Regions from separate parts of the Homo sapiens genome. Here region 1 is linked to region 2. A link is a loop called in an ENCODE intact Hi-C map of the cell type or tissue named here. Cell type or tissue: dorsolateral prefrontal cortex. All regions are shown on one strand. Region 1 holds the start of CHRNA7 (cholinergic receptor nicotinic alpha 7 subunit). Region 2 has its middle 53 kb from the start of CHRNA7.

Evidence for each region. Hi-C counts contacts between places; a loop is a spot of excess contacts. Peaks named below come from ENCODE experiments on the same cell type or tissue, not always from the same donor. Only the 100,000 strongest peaks of a DNase experiment are listed, where the experiment ranks them.
Region 1: a loop joins it to region 2, with 3 times the contacts of the local background. A loop is called at or near these places in 9 of 110 quality-filtered maps.

What each region holds. Positions count from the first base shown.
Region 1 is chr15:32,027,343-32,032,342 of GRCh38, reverse strand. It overlaps CHRNA7 (cholinergic receptor nicotinic alpha 7 subunit), which reads right to left and starts at 1,828. Exons shown (of 10, transcript NM_000746.6): 1 at 1,694-1,828; 2 at 1,306-1,445. The coding sequence starts at 1,748. It overlaps LOC124903441, which reads left to right and starts at 1,747. Exons shown (of 3, transcript XM_047433397.1): 1 at 1,747-1,786; 2 at 1,955-2,486; 3 at 3,736-3,809. The coding sequence starts at 1,747. The coding sequence ends at 3,808. RefSeq lists an enhancer at 1,204-1,769. In dorsolateral prefrontal cortex, CTCF peaks have their summits at 1,995 and 2,824; DNase peaks (open chromatin) are centred at 1,872, 2,292 and 2,822; H3K4me3 peaks cover 2,598 bases; H3K27ac peaks cover 877 bases.
Region 2 is chr15:31,974,959-31,979,958 of GRCh38, reverse strand. No RefSeq gene overlaps it. Among named protein-coding and RNA genes, the nearest start is that of CHRNA7, 53 kb to the left of the region's middle. RefSeq lists enhancers at 1,881-2,446, 2,447-3,013, 3,579-4,261. In dorsolateral prefrontal cortex, CTCF peaks have their summits at 1,735, 1,946 (motif pointing left), 4,764 and 4,967 (motif pointing right); DNase peaks (open chromatin) are centred at 1,968, 4,366 and 4,968; H3K4me3 peaks cover 1,357 bases; H3K27me3 peaks cover 419 bases.

The DNA.
Region 1 (5,000 bases), 52 kb before region 2:
CCTGAGCTCTTTAAAGCAACTGAGGAACTGCTCCATAAACAGCAACTTTTGCTGCTCTGCAACACATGAGACTGAACCTGCCTTCCCCTACAGCTCTTCTCATGATAACTTTTCCACATCATCACATATACATTCAATATTTTAAAGCATGATTCTGTCTGTAGGAGGAAGAACACATTTGAGGCGAGTGTAGCGTTGGAAAGGAGGCAATGTATGATGGCAATTTTAACTAGGTTAAGTGATATACCATTCATCAACATGATAGTGCGGGTAACTGTTTATTTGTAGGATTATGAAATATCACCTCTTACCTTTTTCCACTTTGCCAGGTAGCTCTTAGCACTATTTCTTTTTTAACCAGTAATTGTGGCTATTCTCTCACCTCTTTCCCATCATGCTCTCCCTCCCAATGAACATTATTATCCCTGTGCCCCACCCTGCCACACTCCAGGGTGCTCCACAATAGAATCCGATACTCCGTATAGACAAGACACCAAACCCACTTATAATGAATTAAACACTTGTGTGAAGTATTTGTATTGTATGGAGAATATACCATGAATATTGAATATCCAAAGCAGCATAGAGGAACAATAGGCAAGTTTACACAGATTGGCTAACTGAAGTGGGCACTAGCAAGGCTGCAAGGCAAGAGACCCACGGAACTGATGGCAGCTGCCTGGAGGGACAGACACATGTATTCCTGACGGGGAACCCTGAGTCCTCGGAGCAGGACTCCCAGTACCTGTCCTCACCAGGAAGGCAAAGCATGCCCATTCCTAAGATGGGGTCACAGTGAAAGTTCACAGCTGGCCCTCTTGCCCTCTGCCTGGATAGATTCGCCAGCTGCAAAGCTCAGGGCCAGGCCCCCACCAAAGAAGTTACATACCATAGGCGGCAGAAAAGTCTAGAAGTGGCTAAATTGACAATGCTGGAATGCAAGTCAACACTTACACCATAAGGGAGATTAAAAAGTGAACTTCACCTGTTCTTGCTACTGAGTCCCAGCTCAGGATGCTTGAGTTTCTAACCTGAGAGAAAGGTGGGACCCAAGTAACCATGCACAGGTGGCCAGGGTGATGGAATAAGCTTTACCAGGTCCCTCCTTGGCTGGAGGGGAAACCGAGAAATGAGACACTCAGGAGAGGGCAGGCTGGGGACAGACTCAGAGCATGGCCCTGCCTAGCTTGGGGCCAACTAGAGTGCCCCAGCCGAGCTCCACCGCCTGGCCGCCCGACGCTGTCTAAAAAGCCCCTCGGAGCCCAGGAAGGGGAGAGGGCAGCCCTGTAGCCAGGCGGGACTCACCACGTCCATGATCTGCAGGAGGCTCAGGGAGAAGTAGACGGTGAGTGGTTGCGAGTCATTGGCCACGGGCCTCTCCAAGGGATTGTAGTTCTTGACCAGCTCCTTGTAAAGCTTCCTCTGGAACTCGCCTTGCAGGGACACTTAAGGAGAGAAGACCCGGGCAGGGGGCTCAGGGCAGGCCGGCGGGGGTACCCCCGACTCCCTCCTGCCGGCGTCCCCCGCCGCCCACCCGGTGCAGCCCAGACAAGCAGCCCCCGCAGCGCCCCCGCTGCCCCTCCCCGGCGGCGGGGAGATCCCAAACCTGGCCCAGGCGCGGGGCGCACAGAGGCGCCCGGGATGTGCCCGGGATCCCACGGAGGAGTGGAGGGCGGGGAGGCAGTGGCTTTACCGTGCAGGAGCGACGCGGCCAGCGCCAGCCAGACGCCTCCCGGCGAGCAGCGCATGTTGAGTCCCGGAGCTGCAGCGAGCCGGCGCGCTCCACGTCTCGGCTGTCGCCCGGGCCTGCGCCTGCGGCCACAGAGGCACCTCGCCGCTCGGCTCGCGCGCCTTTAAGGAGCCGGGCGCGCGCCCCCGCCCCGCCCGCCCCCGCGCGCCTCTCCACGTGACGAGCCCCGCCCCCGCCCCCGTCCCCGCCCCCCCATCCCTCCAGCCCGGGCCAGCGTCTCGGCGGCCACCCAGGGAACTGCAGCCCGAGGTGTGAGCGGGAGGTACTCCCGGCGCTGGGTACGCTCCGGGCACCTCCACCCCCAGTCTCCACCGAGCGGGCTCTCGGCCTCGCGCCTCTGGCCAGGCCAGGGGCTGCCCAAGGCCAGGCTCTACCTCTCCCTTGCGTTCTTTGTCCCCACTCAGCCCGCTCCCGCTCTCAGCCAGAAGCTGCGCTGGGCACTCGGGAGAAAGCCGGGACAATTCTGGGGTCCAGTCTTCCCGGACTCCCTCCTCCACGCCAGCGACCGGGTGGCAGCTATAGGGAACCAGGCTTCGGAAGTCTTGCCAACCAGACAAAACAGACCCGAGGAAGCCCCCCTCCTCCCGCTTTCCGCGAGCCCCGGTTTGCTTTCCGCACCGTTTGCTGGGCGCCAGCAGCCAGACTCTCGGCTGGGATCTGAAGTGCTGGAGGCACCCTGTCGGGGAGGAGAGATGCCGCCAATGTGTGTGATGGGATTCCCAGTGGTTACCCTAATGTATGGCTCATTCTTTTTTAAAGGAGATTAAAAAAGATTGAAAAGTTAACTCCTAACTCTTTGCTGGAAGGACAGCCAGAACTTGGTGTTCTTATCTAGGCTCTTTTGAGCCAGCGCATTGGAAAGAGTAAATGAGGAGAGGCTCTGAGAGGTCCAGGGAGTGCGGAGAGTTCTTGATGTTGAAGAGGGGGCTTGATTTTGGAAAGAGGAAGGGAGGGAGGAAGGCGCCAAGGGGCGGCTTCCAGGGTGGCTGAAGCTCCATCCCATTTGCTCCCTTCTGCTGAGCACAGCAGCGCCCTGCGTCCGCGTAGGGGGCGCTGCCACCTTCTTTCCTGCAGCCCCCGGGCATCCGAGCTCCACCAGAGCAACTCCCGTGGACCACGCAGCGGCAATGCCTGGGTTTCTGAACTGCCGAAAACCACGGGATTCTTTTAAGACTCCAAGAACTAGGGAAAGGCTCACCAAAAGGTGACTGAGCTTGACTGTACCCCAGTAGCAGGAATGGGGGACTGAGCCCAACTATTTGATTTGGAAGAATAACGCAGTATATTGCCCTTGCCATGAAGTGTCTTAAATGTATTACTGTTAATGTACACATGTTTAAACAAAGGGTCAGCATAGGCTTTCATAACTGCGGTAAGAGCCTAGAAGAAGGATTAGCTGTTTTTGGAGAGTGGTTAATAGAAGAGGTGACAGCTGAACTGGATTCACCTCAAAGGATAGCAGTCATTCTGCCAGGAGAAAGGGACGCCAGGGGTCCCTGGAGAGCAGACAGGCGTGCCCTTAGCTTCATCTGGCTCTTGAGTCCCCCTACCACTTCTAGCAGTCCGGACATCACAGAGCAGGCACTTGATGAATTAATTATCTACAGGGGATTAGTTGTTGGTAAAGGGAGAATTAGAAGAAGGGAAATAAAACCCAGTAGCAGAATAGAGAAAGCCCATGAAGCATCAGTGAAAAGATTCTCAGTGGCACATCCCCTGCACTGGTCATGGGACTGTAACAACACTCTTCTACGAGCGCTGAAAGTACCTAAGAGCCCTGTCTTCCCTTCTAGAAGAGCATGAGCCCATGGGGCCAAGGGAATTTATTGATTTTTTCTGGAGTATGGCTATCAGGATCACATTCCTGAAACCAGAACTGCTTCTTTACCGCCATTGCACCCCATAATATCAGAAACCTAGAAATAAACCATTTTCAGGTGAGACAAGCAATTCGTAAATATTTATTTGTCCTCTGTTCTCGCTAGGCACCTGGAGGACCTGCAAGCGCAGTCCACTCACTCAGCTTACAATGTAGGACTGCTGGAAGTTGGAAAATAAACTTCAGTCTCCCCTGTGCCATAGGTAGGTCTGTGAGTTTGGCTGTATTGACTCCCATCTATGGGACTCAGGTTTTTCATTTGTGAAACGAAGAAAAGAGCAGAACATTCTTGGAATAGAGCTGACGGGACTGTATAGGTTCTACACTCACTCCCGTTCCCAAAGCAAAAAAAAAAAAAACAAAAAAAAACAAAAAAAAAACAGCAAATAAAACATAGCAGGATGTGAATACATGCCTGGGCATACCAAAAATATAGATTCTATGGGTAAGAGGGAAATTTTAACACACTCTCAGGAGGTAAGGTGACCTTGGGCTTGGGGCCTATGAGAGGTGGGGAACTGGAACTGAGATATTCACATAAATCCAGAAATTGGTGTAATCTCCTTTCCAGTGTAAAAAAGACCAGGAAACCTCAACCATTAGCCAGGGAAGTGGAAGGAAGCATGTTTTCTGCTTGGGCTCCGGATAGGGGGAAAAAGATAATTACACATTTAAAAACCAAAAAGTGCATTAGGCTTAGGTGTGGAGTCCAAATGTGTATTATATGGTTTAGAATTCAAGAATTCCTCCGGAGGAAGATTTAGTAACTTTACACACATGGGACTCCAAAAAATGCCCCCAAATCGCAATATCCATGAAAATCAGTTCAAAATAAAAAATATAAACCATTCAAGGAAACAAACTCTACATCATCCTAGGCCATCGTCAATTAGGGAAAGTCAGTAGGCAGAGTAAACAGGAAAATGTGTGCCTCACAATTTGAGATAATAGGACACTGAAAAATAAACTATAAAATTTGTGGCCGGGTGCAGTGGCTCACACCTGTAATCCCACCACTTTGGGAGGCTGAGGCAGGTGGATCACCTGAGGTCACGAGTTCGAGACCAACCTGGCCAACGTGGCCAAACCCCGTCTCTACTGAAAATACAAATATTAATCGGGCATGGTGGCAGGCACTTGTAATCCCAGCTACTCGGGAGGCTGAGGCAGGAGAATCGCTTGAACCCGGGAGGCAGAGGTTGTGGTGAGCCCAGATCATGCCATTGCACACTAGCAGGGCAACAGAGCGAGACTCCATCTCAAAATAAATAAATAAATAAAAATAATAAAAATAAATAAAATTTGTACGTTTAAAATGGTAAAGCTAGTTATCATAGTGGGTGATGTCCATTGCAGTGATAATCCTCAATT
Region 2 (5,000 bases):
AGTACAGTTCACACACTGAAAGTCCCTGTCCTCTGTCCTCCCAGGTGCAGACCCTCAGTACGGATCACACACTGAAGGAACCTGTCTTCCCAGGTGCAGACCCTCAATACAGATCACACACTGAAGGGCCCTGTCCTCCCAGGTGCAGACCCTCAGTACGGATCACACACTGAAGGAACCTGTCTTCCCAGGTGCAGACCCTCAATACAGATCACACACTGAAGGGCCCTGTCCTCCCAGGTGCAGACCCTTAGTACGGATCACACACTGAAGGAACCTGTCTTCCCAGGTGCAGACTCTCAGTACAGATCACACACTGAAGGCCCCTGTGCTCCCAGGTGCAGACCCTCAGTACAGATCATACACTGAAGGTCCCTGTCCTCTCAATGCAGACCTTCAGTACAGATCACACACTGAAGGCCCCTGTCCTCTGAGGTACAGACCCTCAGTACCGATCACATAGAGAAGGCTTCTGTCCACCCAGGTGCAGACTCTCAGTAGGGATCACACACTGAAAGCCCCTGTCCTCTCAGGTGCAGACCCTCAGTACAGATCACACACTGAAGGCCCCTGTCCTCCCGGGTGCAGACTCTTTGTGCCGATTGTCCCCGGGACAGGAATCCTGGCTGCAGTGCCCTTGTCGTATCCTGGCCACCTAACTTTCACTCTACACCAGTCTTCATTTGCTTGTCTATTATTATTGTCTCCTAGAAATCTTCACATCCCATACAGCATCTCATGCTTTTATTTCACCCTGACTTCTTTCAACATTAACTTTCCATCAATTTTTTAAATCAAATTCTCTATTGTTCATCCTTAAGGCATAGAACACCTCTCCAGGAATGCCTAGGGAGTGTGGCCTGGCGTTCTCTCTCAGTTGCTGTGACTGCTGTGGATTTCGTTGTGCTCCATAAAATCCTTAAATGCAGAAAATGTGGGTGCTGATTCTCAGAAAGTAACAATACATTTGATTTCACCAACTTGCCCACAGCAGTCCGATACTGGGGTGCGATCCTCTCTCTTCCGCCTCTAGCAAGGGATTTTACAGCCACCTCAAAACCAAGGGCACTAATAGGACAGCAGATTCTTCTCAGCTGGGCTCTCCAATCTGCTGAGATTCCAGGAGGATCTCCCTTGTGGGATAAGAGGGATTCAAGGACCCCCAGGCCTGTGACTCAGCCTCACAGGATGCATGAAGTCTCAGGTGTGGACCACCCAACTGTCCCCCTCACCCACCATGGGCTCTGAATCATGAGAAATGGGAAGAAAATCATGTAATAGTACCGGAAAGGAGAACAGCATCAGTATAACAGAAATTGGAAAGAGGTTTGAAACACACAAAGGAGACAGGATGGGACAGAAGCTCAGCCTCCAGGAACGCAGCAGCACGAAAGAACCGTGGGGAGAGGGTGGTGGAAGGGCATCTTTGCGGGTCTCAGCTCCCAGGGAACAGCACTCGCGTCGGGACTGCATTCAGACCAGAACTGTCCTGGAACCTGCGGGCGGTGGCATGTCTGACTCACTTCCTTTAATCCAGGGAGGTCCTGCCCCATACCCTGTGTCCCCAGGACAAGGAGAACTAAAAAGTTAGCAAGAATAGAAGCCTCAGACCATCAGGGGGAAACAAATAAAAGCATATTTAAAACCTTAAAAAATTACAGCATCCAATAGCCCTGGGTAAGTGATTTGCTCTCTATTAATCAGAAAGCACAAGGTTTTCTAAGTGGGTTTTACGCGGAGATTGTATTTTTAAAAATTACTCACATTTTAAAAATTCCCTGCTTTTTATGAAATCTGCTCCTTTCTGTCTGTGTAGAGGTTGGGGTTATCTGCAGCTCCTTGTCTCACAGGAGGGATCCGAGGGCGTCCTCAGGCAAGGGTCCCTTGTCCAGCAATTGAAGGGGTGAGGGAGGATCGGGGTGTGGACAGAGGGTGGCTCTGCCCCCTGGTGGCTGCTTGGGGAGACCGCCGCGGCCAGATGCCAGGCTGGAGGAGGCGCCAGCCCCAGCCCTGGAGGTGGTAGGAGATGAGCTCTCAGGGCACTTCCCATCCTGGTGCGGGGCTCACGGCAGAGTCAGGACTGGCTGGGCCTGCAGAGCCCCACGCACAGGGCCTGGTGAGCTCCCCAGCGAGGCCTGCCTGAGCCCACCTCCGCAAAGGAGGGAAAGCTCCAGCCAGGGCTGGGGATGAGCTGAATGAAGGACAGGAGTCCCCACCTGCTCAGGGGTATCCCCAGTAGAGAGGAGGGACTCCCTTAAGGGCCTCATCCTGTGGGAACTCCCCAAATAAATGGAGAGTGCCTGGGGTGGAAGCTGATCCCTGGAACAGGCTAAACATGGGGAGCTGCCAGGCAGGAGTGTCCCCAGGAAGGAAGGCAAACTGCGGTGGAAGTGAGGGCAGAGGCCACGATGGGATCCTCAGCTCTGCTCGAGCAGGTGGCGAGGACGGCCACACAGGGTGTCCTCCCCAACAACGAGGCAGTGCCAGGCGCACAGGTGGGTGTTGGGACTCAGCACAGTGGGGCAGCAGACACATGTGCTGGACACACAGCCCAGGACACACAGAAGTACTGGGTACACAACACAGGGCGCACAGCACAGGACACACAGCACAAGACACACAGCACACGGCACACCACACAGGACACAGCACAGGACACACACTACAGGGCACACAGTGCACGGCACACCACACAGGACACAGCACAGGCCACACAGCATAGGACACACAGCACAAGACACACAGAGCACACACACAGGGCTAACAACAGAGCACACAGCACAGGACACAACACAGGCCCACACAGTGGGCACAAAATTCTGGGCACACACTGTCAGCCAAACAATTCGAGGTACACGTGCCAGTCACGCAGCACCAGGCACACAGGAGTGGGCACGCTTGCCAAGCATACACAGCCACACAAACCATGCTGGGTCACAACACCAGACACAGAAGGAAAGACACACTCTCCAGCCACAGACACTGAAGCTGGGGACACACTGGACACACAACTCTGGGCATACAAGGTCAGGCATACCATGACCGACAAGCTGGCACACCCACTGGGAATACACACTGGCACACACTGGGGACAACACCAGACGCTGCAGGAACACAACATCGGGCACACACCAGGCACAGATGCTACACACACTCTAGGGACACAGCATCACATACACAATGCACACACGGCAAGAACCCATGCTTGTAACACATGTTGAACACACACACCAAACGCAATGCTGAGCTTCACTGTAGGGCACAAAACACTGGGACACACCATGCTGGGCACAGAAGCCAGGGTGCAATGCCAGGCACACACAAGTCCAGGCACTAATGCCAGCACACACTGTGGGAACACAACACTATGCACAAAACCTCAGACAGATGATGCCAAACACATACCACACACACACCAGCAGGCACTCCGGGCCAGGCACTCCAGGAGCACCACACTGAGCTCACAACGCTGGGTCACATACCAGCCATGTACACACCAGCCATGTAATTCCACCCACACAACACCAGGCATGCAGTGCAGAAACAGAACTCTGGAACCACAGGGCCAGGAAAACAATGCAGGCGCCCCATGCTGGACACACACAGTAAGTATACAACAATGAGCATGCAATGCCAGACACACAAAGCCAGACACACCATAGTAGGCGCAGCCTCTGGGACACCATGCAGGGCACACAGTGCTGGGCAAACATGCCAGGCACAAAATGCCAGGGAGAAAGCACTAAGCCCGTATGCCAGGCACACTCTGGGCCCACCAAGCTGGATGCACAAACCTGAGCACACAGGGCCGGACACACAACGCAGGCACCCAGGCCGGGCAGACACTCTGGGATCTCAATACTGGGCACACAGGACCAGGTACACAACACCAGGCATGCAATACTGGGCATGCCCACTAGGCACAAACAAGCAGGAACACAGCGCCAGGTACACACAGTACCTGCACACACAGTTGGCAAACAACACAGGGCATACGCTCCAGGATTACACTGCAAGGCTCACAGACGGGAGCAAACAAACCCGGCATACAATGCGGAGTATGCACAGCCAGGTGCCACACTAGGCATGCAGGGCCAGGCACATGGCAAGAACACAGGCTGGACACAGATGCTGGCTACGCGACACTGGGCAAACAAAGTCAGACACACCATGCCTGGTGCATAACACCATGCACATAACTCAATACTGGACACACAGTGACAGGCACACAACACTGGGCGCACAAAGGAAGTATGCATGCTAGGCACTCAGCAGGAACACAGGACACTAGAAGGCACACCCAGTCAGCACATACAGTTGGCTTTGAGCAACGAAGTGTGCGCAGACGCAGTGTCACCCACCAGCTTAGGGCTGACCGTGGCCAGCCGTGCTCCAGATGGCGGCCGCCCCGCGGCGCAGATCTTGGATGAAGGCGACATGGAGCGGGGCTGTCGCCAGCCACTGGGGCTCAGGGGGCTCAGGGGCACTTGCGGCAGCCACACAGCCTGAGCGCTGCTGGCTGTAACTCTGTGGGATGCACGAGGTTTGCTTCCATCAGTGCCCTCTCTGATGCACATGTGAATCGCTCTGAGTCTCTTACGATAACAAAAAATTCCGTAGGGTGTGGCACGTGTAAACCCGACTCGTATTTCTTGCTAGAGTATCTTTGGCAAGGTTTCCTGGGTTACTGGGTCAGAAGTCAAAGGCAGGTGACTTTGCAATTGCCAATTATCTCCGCAGGGCTACACCAGAGTGGGTCAGGGGAAGAATCAGAGATGGGTCGTAGGATTGTATCGTCATTAGGTGCATGTGCCCAGAAAGCAGGAAACAAATCTCCCAAAAAAGCTCTCTCAGCCTGCTCTTCAAAAACCCGGCCCCTTCCCACCTCTTCCTCTGCCGGAGGAATCTTTAAGATTTGCAATTTTAACCTTTAGCCGTTAGGTGGCGCCACAAAGTAAGGTATCCATGGGCCGAGGACGCTCAGCGACCCCTTCCTCCCC